Regions from separate parts of the Homo sapiens genome. Here region 2 is linked to region 1. Evidence: chromatin loops called from intact Hi-C (ENCODE). Cell type or tissue: gastrocnemius medialis. All regions are shown on one strand. Each heading gives the region's core, and the rest is flanking DNA. Links, peaks and the distances in the headings are about the cores only.

Region 1 (4,372 bases), core at 112-4,111:
TGCGCTGGACCCTAGAGGGGAGGCAGCCCCACAGCCCTGGAAGGCGGAAGTAGGAGCAAGTGTGAAACGCACCGCCGGGCCCTCCCCTGCAGCCGCAGCCGTCCCCAGGTCGACATCTGGTGGGGCAGAGGGGGACCCCGGGCACAGAGTGCCACACACCTAGCCAGGGGTTCTTGGGGACTTCTGCAGCCCCTCTGCGCCTCAGGTCCTCCATGTGGGAGTGTGAATGACCATGTGTAAGCACCAGCCCCGTGTGGCCTGAATCTTGGTCATGCCATGGCCGGGTCTGAGCTTGGCCCGGGGTCCCTGGGCACTTGCCCCTCAAGGGCGGTGGAAGCCAACAGTCCCTCCTGCTGCACCCAAAAGCCCTCACCCAGGACCTCGGGGAACGGTGGCCATTTTGGGCAGAAACCACACAGGACCCCCAGGGGAAGGTGTCTCTTGCCCCAGCACAGGGGACACTACAACCAGCGTCCTTGGTGAAGATGCGGCACCAAACGACTTCCCCTCAAGGACAACCAACACCAGGTCACACCCGCAGCAAAGACACTGCCCTCAGAGACTGCAGAGCACAGCCCTGCCCCTGCCAAAGCCCCCACAGAGACTCAGGGACCCAAGATGAAGGCAAGGGTGGCCCCTCTCCTTCTCCCCCACAATCTCAGGCACTCACCGGGGGGCAGGACAGGGGCCCCTCCCCTCCTCCCCCCTCAACCCCAGTTGCACTCACAGTGGGGCAGGACAGGGGCCCCTCCCCTCCCACCAGGGGAGGACATTGCTAACTCCCATCTGGATGCTTTTTTTGTTTCTTGCTATGAAGCTTTTAAAATTTAAATGTCAATAACCTAATATTTCTCCATGCAGCACCATTACCTATTAGCACTCAGATTCACCACTGAATTAAATTTTAATTCCAGATTTTGGTTAATTATTAAAATAGATAGCAAAGAATTACAGTGAGCCTGGTGTGTGTGGGCAGCCCCCGTTGGGGTTTCTGCAGGAGCCTTTGGGGTTCTGGCTCTCACAGGGCAGTCTGCAGAGAGACCCCTAATTAAAAGGCAAGAGGAAACCCTGCACCCCAAAACGGCTTGTTTCTTATCATCAGCAACGCTGACTCAGCCAAATGCTGAACAAGACCCGCTCAGCCCAAATCCATAACTTTTCTATCTATTCAAAAAAAGAAATGTATTATTTCTCAACACTGATAAAAGTTTAATACAGAGTTGCCCGGGTTTTTAATAAACTTGTCAACAAAAGAGCAAGGCAAATTGATGGGTCCCTTCCTAGAGATAAATTTCGCCTCAAATAGACCCACAGAGCAGGGGGCAGGCTGGGGGGAGGCAGGGCGGGAGGGGACACATGATTATTTAGCTGTTCTTTGCAAAAATGGCAAGATAGACTTTTGTGTCTTATGATCTCAAAAATAGGGCCGCGGTAAAAGCTGGTTTAATTTGAAGAAGGCTGTTGGCTGAGAACAGGATCAGAGAGACCCGAGGTCAAGAGAGAGGGCTTGGCAGCTCGGGGACAAATGAACGGCCACGTGTCCCAGGATAAGGAAAAGCCATTTGGTGCACAGAGTCTGATTGGAGCCCCCTCCTGTGGGTGGGAGGGCACCTGCCCACCGCTCCTGCCCACCTGCAGAAACAGATCCCTAAGCCAGGACCTCAGGGATGGCCACAGATGAAATGACAGGGGCATCCATGTGGCCACCGCAGGCCTTGGGACACCAAGGAAGGCCCCAGCTCCACGCACAAGTGTGTGTCGGGCTCTCGATTCTGCCGGTGTTCCCTGCCCTCCCTCTGGCTCAGTGAGGCCACCCAGTGTGCAGAGACATTGCGGGACATGTCCTCATCAGTCCTCAGGTGGGGTGCAGCACCCCATGTCTAAGGAACACAGGATGGGCCTTTCCTGCCCACACTCAAGGGCATCAGCTCCACAGGCCTTGGAGGTGTTTGAAATTCTACCATTAGAGAGTCACTTCTTGAGTTAAGGGTGGAGGGAAAGCCAGTTCCCCTGGGAAGGGGCCTGGCAAGCTGGTGCTCGGGCCTGCAAGGCCTCTGGAGTGTGTTGCTACAGCTGATGTGGGAGGAGGGCCGGGACAGGTGAGGAGGTACCCGAGGGAGGGGCAGCAGGGACCCCAGCGACAGTCTCGCCTGCTGCAGGCCTGAGCCCGAGGCCAGGGAACCAAGCAGCTCCCTGCACCCACTCCCAGGGTGGGGATTCTTGTCCCTCTTCACTCTCAGTGGGCAAAGTCCCCGCCATGCCCTGGGGAAGGGACGACAGAAGGTAGCTGGGTCCCTCCTGGACTTGACACCCTCCAAGGGGGCAGGTGAGGAGGGAGAGACAGAGGCAGAGCCCAAGAGCCCAGAGCCTCACCCGGCCTCTGTCCCGCTACAGCTGCTGGCCTCAGGCACTTAGGCAGTGGGCGGGGTCGGGGGCACTCCTAGAGCTCCGGCAGAGTCATCCGAGTTCAGCCTCTCCATGGGACAGCTGAGAACGCGGACTATTTATACTGGCGTGGTGGGCGGGCGGGCAGCTGGGGAGACACATGCAGCCCTGGAGCCATATCTGGGCATGACAGAGGGCATCGGCTTGCCAGGACAACAAGCGCCACACGGTGCAACTGTCCTGGGCGTCCTTCAACCTCAAAACATCCCCACGGGGCCCCCCGGGGACAGGTTCCAGGGACAGCTGCCTTCTACCCCCTCTCCTGCCGCTGTTAAAAATATTCTGGGTCATTGTCCCAGTCATCCCAGAAATCGTCCTCCGTGCATGCCCATGCAAACACACACACACACACACACCTGCCTCCAGTCCCAGCCAAGGAGTCGCTCGACCCTGTGAGGAGTGGACCCCAGTCTCCCACCGCCAAGGCTTCTGGGTGACCACCTCCTGGCCAGGGAGCAGCCAGTGACCTCTGCACCCAGCACTCCTGAAACAGGGCTCTTTCTCCCATGTTCTCTCCCTGGGGTAGACACAGGAGGCCTGAGAGGCCCAGTGTCCCCCCCAGCATCTCTGTCCTTCAGCATCACACACTTGCACCCCAATGGGGCAGCCCGCCTGGTGCAGGGAGCAGACCTGGCCTGAGGCTTAGTGGTGCCTCTGAAACCTGGGTGAATCAGTCGAGCTCACAGTGCCTTTGCAGTGACCGCTGTGTGGGAACCTCGGCCCTGTGTCCCTCTATCTAAGGGAGCCAGCGGTGGAGCTGCCAGAGGTGGCCCTCTGATCCCTGCCCTTGAGACGCGCAGCCCTGCATGCTTCCTGCGGTGTTCTGCAGCATCCCAGGCGGCAGCTCGGCAGCAGCCTGCCCCACTCCTCTGCTGCAGTCACCGCCCCTCCCCACTCAGCAGGACGGGCTTCCAGGGGTCAGAGCCGGCTGGGGACTCTGAGCACTAAAGGCAGAGTCCTCCCCAAAGGCAGAGTCCTCCCTGGGCACCCAGGGGCCTCCGGGGAGGGCCCTCCCAGCCCCAAGCTCTGGCCAGCTGGGCCTGGGACCTCAGGAAGGAGCAGACAGCACGAGGCTCTGGGAGCTGCTGATACTGTCTGCGGGTGCCTTCCCTTCCCAAAAGCCATGCCCAGCTCTTCCTGGGTGCGATGCCTCCAGTTCACAGGGACAGAGGCTGCTGGTTGGCCAAGGACAGTGGGCAAGGCCAGGGCCCCTCACAAAGCCCTGTGCTCCTGTCCAAGAGCCTCCCTTGCTGGGGCCCAAGCCCAGCCACCCCGAGGTCAGCATCCTGCCCGGGGGCATCAAAGGCAGGAGCAGGGCTGCAGAGAGCACGGGAGGCCTCTGCAGTCGGACGTGCACGGCGGGGCTGAGTCAGCACAAAATCCCTCAGGTTGCTGGGTTACCCTTCATGCGAAGGTGGCAGCGACTCACGGCATTGCACCGCCCCGCCCACCTCTGGCCATCCCTGCCCAGAAACCCTTCAGGCCAGCACTGCCCAGCCACGCCCTGGCCCTGAAGATGGCTCGGGCCACTCAGGTTCTCTCATTTTTACTTTAGAGCATTTTTTGGGTAAAATTTGCAATTCGAGTGATGTTCATTTTGATTGACTCCGGCTGCGGCATCTAAAATATCTGTCCTGTGGGTCAATCTAATCATGCTTGATAGCAGTTTATTCTTCGACGCAACGTTCCCCATGTGAGCCCGACAGTTTCACAGAGACTGCCGACGCACCTCTCGCGAATGCTCTCACCAGCCGCTGCGCCTGCTTTGAATGCTTGTGCAATAAAACACTGTATTGCACTTGAATGCACTACTAAGCCAGAATCACCAAAGGCCCCCTCTTTAGAAGGGGGTGCCACTATGTCCTCGGCCCCCTGGCTGCAGAAATGCAAGACCACTCATCGTGACACACGCGTGCAGGCACAGCAG
Region 2 (4,372 bases), core at 61-4,060, 89 kb before region 1:
CAGCAGCTTCTTCTGATGCATGGATACAGCCCCCACTACGGAGCTGGGGAGGGAGCTGCAGGCAGCCTTGACCCCAGACCAAATTCAAAGGACCTGCCTCTTCCAAAGGCCTCCCTCCAAGGGCCACGGGGACCCCATGACCGTCCTCTCATCCCAAGCTGGCTGCATGGGGTGGGCTGGTTTATACGCAGATAAGACTGCACCTGCTGATGAGGCCAGATGCAGGTGAACCCCGGTGCTGCAAATGAGGAGTCTGCAGATGGGGTGAGGCTGAAAGGCAGTTGTGGAAGGCCGGGCAGTGGCAGCCACGTGGCAGAGGAGGGGGTGGGAGACCCGGGGCAGGGATGGGACAGCCATGGGGTGCAGGAGACTGCACCCCCTGTGAAGGACAGGCCAGCGGCCAGCCCCCAGGCCACCCTGGCTCCTGTCAGCATCCCAGGTCGAGTCCACTGTCATCCTCATCTGAACACCCTGACTGCATCTAACACCAGGGCATCTGCTTCCTGGCCTCTGCAGGGCCCACTCTACAGCCTCTGACGCTATGTGCGATGGTCTCAGGGTCAGGGCCAAGAGCACTGTGATAGCGAATTTCATGTGTCAACCTGAGTGGGCCTTGGGTGCCTAGACATTTAGCCAAGCATCGTTCTGGGTGTGCTGTGGGTGTTTCCAGGTGAGATTAGCATGTGAAGGGTGGCCCTCCCCAGGGTGGTGGGCCTCGTCCAATCAGTTGGGGGCCTACATAGATCCAAAGGCTGAGTGAGAGGGCCTCCTCCTGTGACAGCTGCAGCTGGGACCTCGGTCTTTTCCTGCCTTTGGGCTTGGACTGAAATGCCAGCTCTTCTTGGGTCTTCAGCCTTCAGGCTGGAACCTGCAGCAGCATTTCTCTGGTTCTTGGGCCTTCAGACTCAGACTGGACCGAAACCATCAGCTCTCCTGGGCCTCCAGCTTGCCAACGACAGGTCTCGGGACTTGCCCCTTCCATAAGTGCTTGAGCCAGGTCTTCAGGATAAATCTCTTTCCACCTATCCTGTTGGTTGTGTTTCTCTGGATAACTCAGACTAATACAAGCCAGTCCTTCCATACTTTGGTACCGACTTCCTAACGCCTGCTATGTGGGAAACCTGGGCTTCAGGGACTCCCAGGACACTGTCGCACCCACGAGGAGCCCAGGGGCGGTCACTCGAGAGCTGGGTGCAAAAGCTGCCCATGGCTGCGAATCAGAACCGCCTGGCCGGTGGGGACAAGAGGCCCGGAGCCTGGAGTGAATTCCAGTCATCAGCCAAGGCCCTGGGAGCCAGGCTTAGGGAGGAGGCTCTGACAGCACACCACCACCATCGCTGCCCAGGAACCTTCTGGAGGCCTGAACCAGCTGAGCTCTCCTGTGCACACACAGTTACTGAAATCTGCCCCATCACGGGAGGAGGGTCCATCACCTCCATGGAGTAGGGTCCTCTCCCATGGCCTTGTACTCCTGACGGCTGCTCCAGAATGAGGGACAAGGTCTCCCCTGGGGCTCCGGCCACACGGCTCCCATGCAGCCGGCAGGTGGGAAGGAGCCCCTGGAAGCAGAGCCTGCCCATGTGCCCAGGCCCGGAGCCCTGACTGGTGGCCCCGCCCGTGAGCCACTTCAGGCCCCCTGTGGCTGCCCCGCCCCAGGGCACCCACTCACCTCTCGGCCCATCCTTTCCCCACTGCCCTGATGCCTCTGTCCATGGGAGAACATCTGAGGCGGAGCCTTAGGTGGCTCTCAGCCCGAGAGAAACGCAAACCACCCCGCCCCTCCGGTGCATCTAGAGAGCCAGCTGCCCTTTCCCTGGGAGCTTAGCCCCCTCAGGCCCTGTCCCTGCTCTAACCCACAACAACCCCGCAGGGGAGGAAGGGGGGATGTTGCTGCCAGAGGCCTTGGCAGCCAGGGTGTGAATTAGGCCAAGGCGATCAGCCGGGGGATAATGTGTCCCTGGAGCCTCCGGCTGGGGGCAGGCCTGGGGAGGGTGTATGCGTGCGTGTGCGCCTGTGTATGGGTCAGTGCCCGCTATTTTAGGAGGAGGCCATGGGGGCCAGAGTTCTCTTCCGATTTCCTCATGCTGGCCTGGTCAGTCAGCTGCATCTCCGGGATAGGAGGCCCTGACTCCTCTGCTAGGGTCTTTTAGAGGCGAATCCGGCTGACCTCTTCCTCCCCCTCCTCTCAAGCCAGGACAGTGACCTGGGAGGAGCTAGTGGCCACGTGCGGGTGGCTGGCACAGCCCAGACTGTGGGAACTGGGGTGCCAGCCTGTATCCCCGTGTGTGGGCAGCTGACACAGCCCGGCCTGTGCCACTTCTAGAAGCCCACCTACTTCCCTAGGCCCCATGCACTTACTTCCCAGCCTGGCTCCCTGCAAAGCGCTCTCAGCGCAGTGCGTGGAAAGGACGCAGGATCTCTGAGAAAACTATTTTAAGCTTGCCAGCCCCTGGGCCTGGCCTGGCTGACCTACTGTGGCCCAGCAAATGTCCCCAGGGAGGCCTGGAGCTGGGCTGGGTGGGTAGCACCCCTCCACATTAGGGGATGTCCCAGTCCCGGCTTCCAGGCCCCACTCAGAATTTGGAGGCCAGGCAGGACCATAGGGTCTCAGTTCTCCTTTCTCTTCAGATTCCAGCCCAGGCACTGCCTGGCAAAGCCGAGTCCCTCCTCCTGGCACCTGACGGCTCTGAGGCTGCCAGCCACAGCCACATGCCTGCCCTGCACCCAGCCCCGCCCTGAGCACCTGCCTGCTCCCCACACCATCTTCAGCTGCCTCCCCTGCCACACCAGCCCCCCAAGACACCTGGGACTCTCTCCTCTATCTCCAAATTCACTCCAGGGTCTCTTCCTCAAGCTGGATGAATGAATGAAAGGAGCTTTCACTTCTTTAGCTTGAGGCACAGACTCTGGGATCAGCATATGGGGGCCTCAGCTGTGCCTGGTACACCCCAATTTGCATACCTGGTGACCTCGCACAGGCGAGCAGGCAGGAAGCCATTGCTTTGTATGGGGCCGACAATGAAGGATTGTCTGAGCAAGAGGGAGCCAGGGTGCGGCAGCAGGGCCAGCCCAGAAGGACCTGTCCCTCAACCTGCTTGCACCCAGTCTCCACCCACTGAACCTGGGAGCGTGGGGAGGACGGGTGAAGCCACGGGTGTGTGCAGGTTTACTCTTCCTTCCGACTCATCATCCCATCCATGGAACTGAAAACTCTCCTGCCATTCAAGGGCATGTTTGAGAAGAAGACGGAGGCTGGCTCCAAGCCACGCAGGTCACGGGCCTCTCTCTGCCTCAGTTTCCACCCATAACAGAGACATCATGAGAATGAGAATGAGCCACTGAGCGTCCTACTCAAAGTGGGCCCAGTCAGCACTGGAGTTCATGGGAAACAGACTCAGAATGGAAATCCACCCTGTCCGGCCCCGGAGCCCTGCAGGCCCTGCCTGCCGCAGGTCCCCACTGCTGCCCTGGCCTCCTCAGCCTCCTTCCATGGCTGGGGTGGAAGTGGCTTGCCCTGCCCATGCTCAGGACCCCCGCTGTGCCTCGGCTACTGGTGAGTGAAGGCGTAAGTGATGCCACAACTCATGTTTTCCTGCATGTGGGGGGACCCCTTTACAGACCCGTGGTGTTCACAGCTCTCTTTGTCCTCTGGGGAAGAGGAAAGGACCTCCCCAGTTCTCAGGCTAGTCCTTGGGCACAGGGCCTGCTTCCCAGCCTGCTGTGCAGAGCAGCCAGGGCTCTGGGACTCCTGAGGGTGAAGGTGAGGAGGCAGGGGATGCCCAGGACCTCCCTCCTCCAGGAGAGCCCTGTGCACCACAGGAGGCAGGGCGGGTGGTGGGAGGGAAGGGCGGGCAGCTCAGAGGTCCGCCAGCAAAGGGGCTCAAACCTGACCCCCAATGTGTGGGAGAGACAAGACCCAGAAGGGCCCTCGGGGAGCTTGAGAGGCTGCAGGGAGCAGGTTCTGTCCAGATGAGGAACCTGCCTGGCACAGCTGGGCCACTCTCCTCCCAGGTGGCCTCCTAGGCCCATGGGTCCAAATCTCAGGTCCACAGCGCCTCCCGAAAGGCAGAGTCCAGTGGCAAATGCAAGGGCCCCAAGTGAGCCTGGGGCAGACTGGACGACACACGCCACCCAAAGCATCGCAAGCTCTCCCTGCGGCTTGGGCCAGAGGGGCAATGCCTCAGGTGCCCCCCAAGGCTTGCCAGATTAGAAAAACCACCAAGAAAAGGCAAGGTCCGTGGGCAGGAAGGGCCTGGCTGCGCGTGGGAGGGAGAGGAATCTGGGCTCTCTGGCACCCAAAAGCGACCCCAGCCACTGGTGCCAAGTCTCACCCTACGCTTGGGCTACGTGGGGAGCGGCTTCTGCAGAAGGC

Evidence for each region. Hi-C counts contacts between places; a loop is a spot of excess contacts. Peaks named below come from ENCODE experiments on the same cell type or tissue, not always from the same donor. Only the 100,000 strongest peaks of a DNase experiment are listed, where the experiment ranks them.
Region 2: a loop joins it to region 1, with 2.6 times the contacts of the local background. A loop is called at or near these places in 1 of 110 quality-filtered maps.

The regions. Positions count from the first base shown.
Region 1 is chr20:62,557,091-62,561,462 of GRCh38, reverse strand. The region is part of intron 2 of MIR1-1HG (MIR1-1 host gene); the gene reads right to left. Among named protein-coding and RNA genes, the nearest start is that of MIR1-1, 5.0 kb to the right of the region's middle. RefSeq lists enhancers at 1-341, 2,130-3,001, 3,872-4,372. In gastrocnemius medialis, for the core only: no CTCF peak of the experiment used is centred there; DNase peaks (open chromatin) are centred at 2,512 and 3,860; H3K27ac peaks cover 4,000 bases.
Region 2 is chr20:62,645,671-62,650,042 of GRCh38, reverse strand. The region is part of intron 1 of SLCO4A1 (solute carrier organic anion transporter family member 4A1); the gene reads right to left. It overlaps SLCO4A1-AS2 (SLCO4A1 antisense RNA 2), which reads left to right. Exons shown (of 2, transcript NR_183965.1): 2 at 1-1,082. Among named protein-coding and RNA genes, the nearest start is that of SLCO4A1-AS2, 4.3 kb to the left of the region's middle. RefSeq lists an enhancer at 1,329-1,902. In gastrocnemius medialis, for the core only: CTCF peaks have their summits at 1,646 and 1,926; DNase peaks (open chromatin) are centred at 1,922 and 2,692; H3K4me3 peaks cover 526 bases; H3K27ac peaks cover 4,000 bases.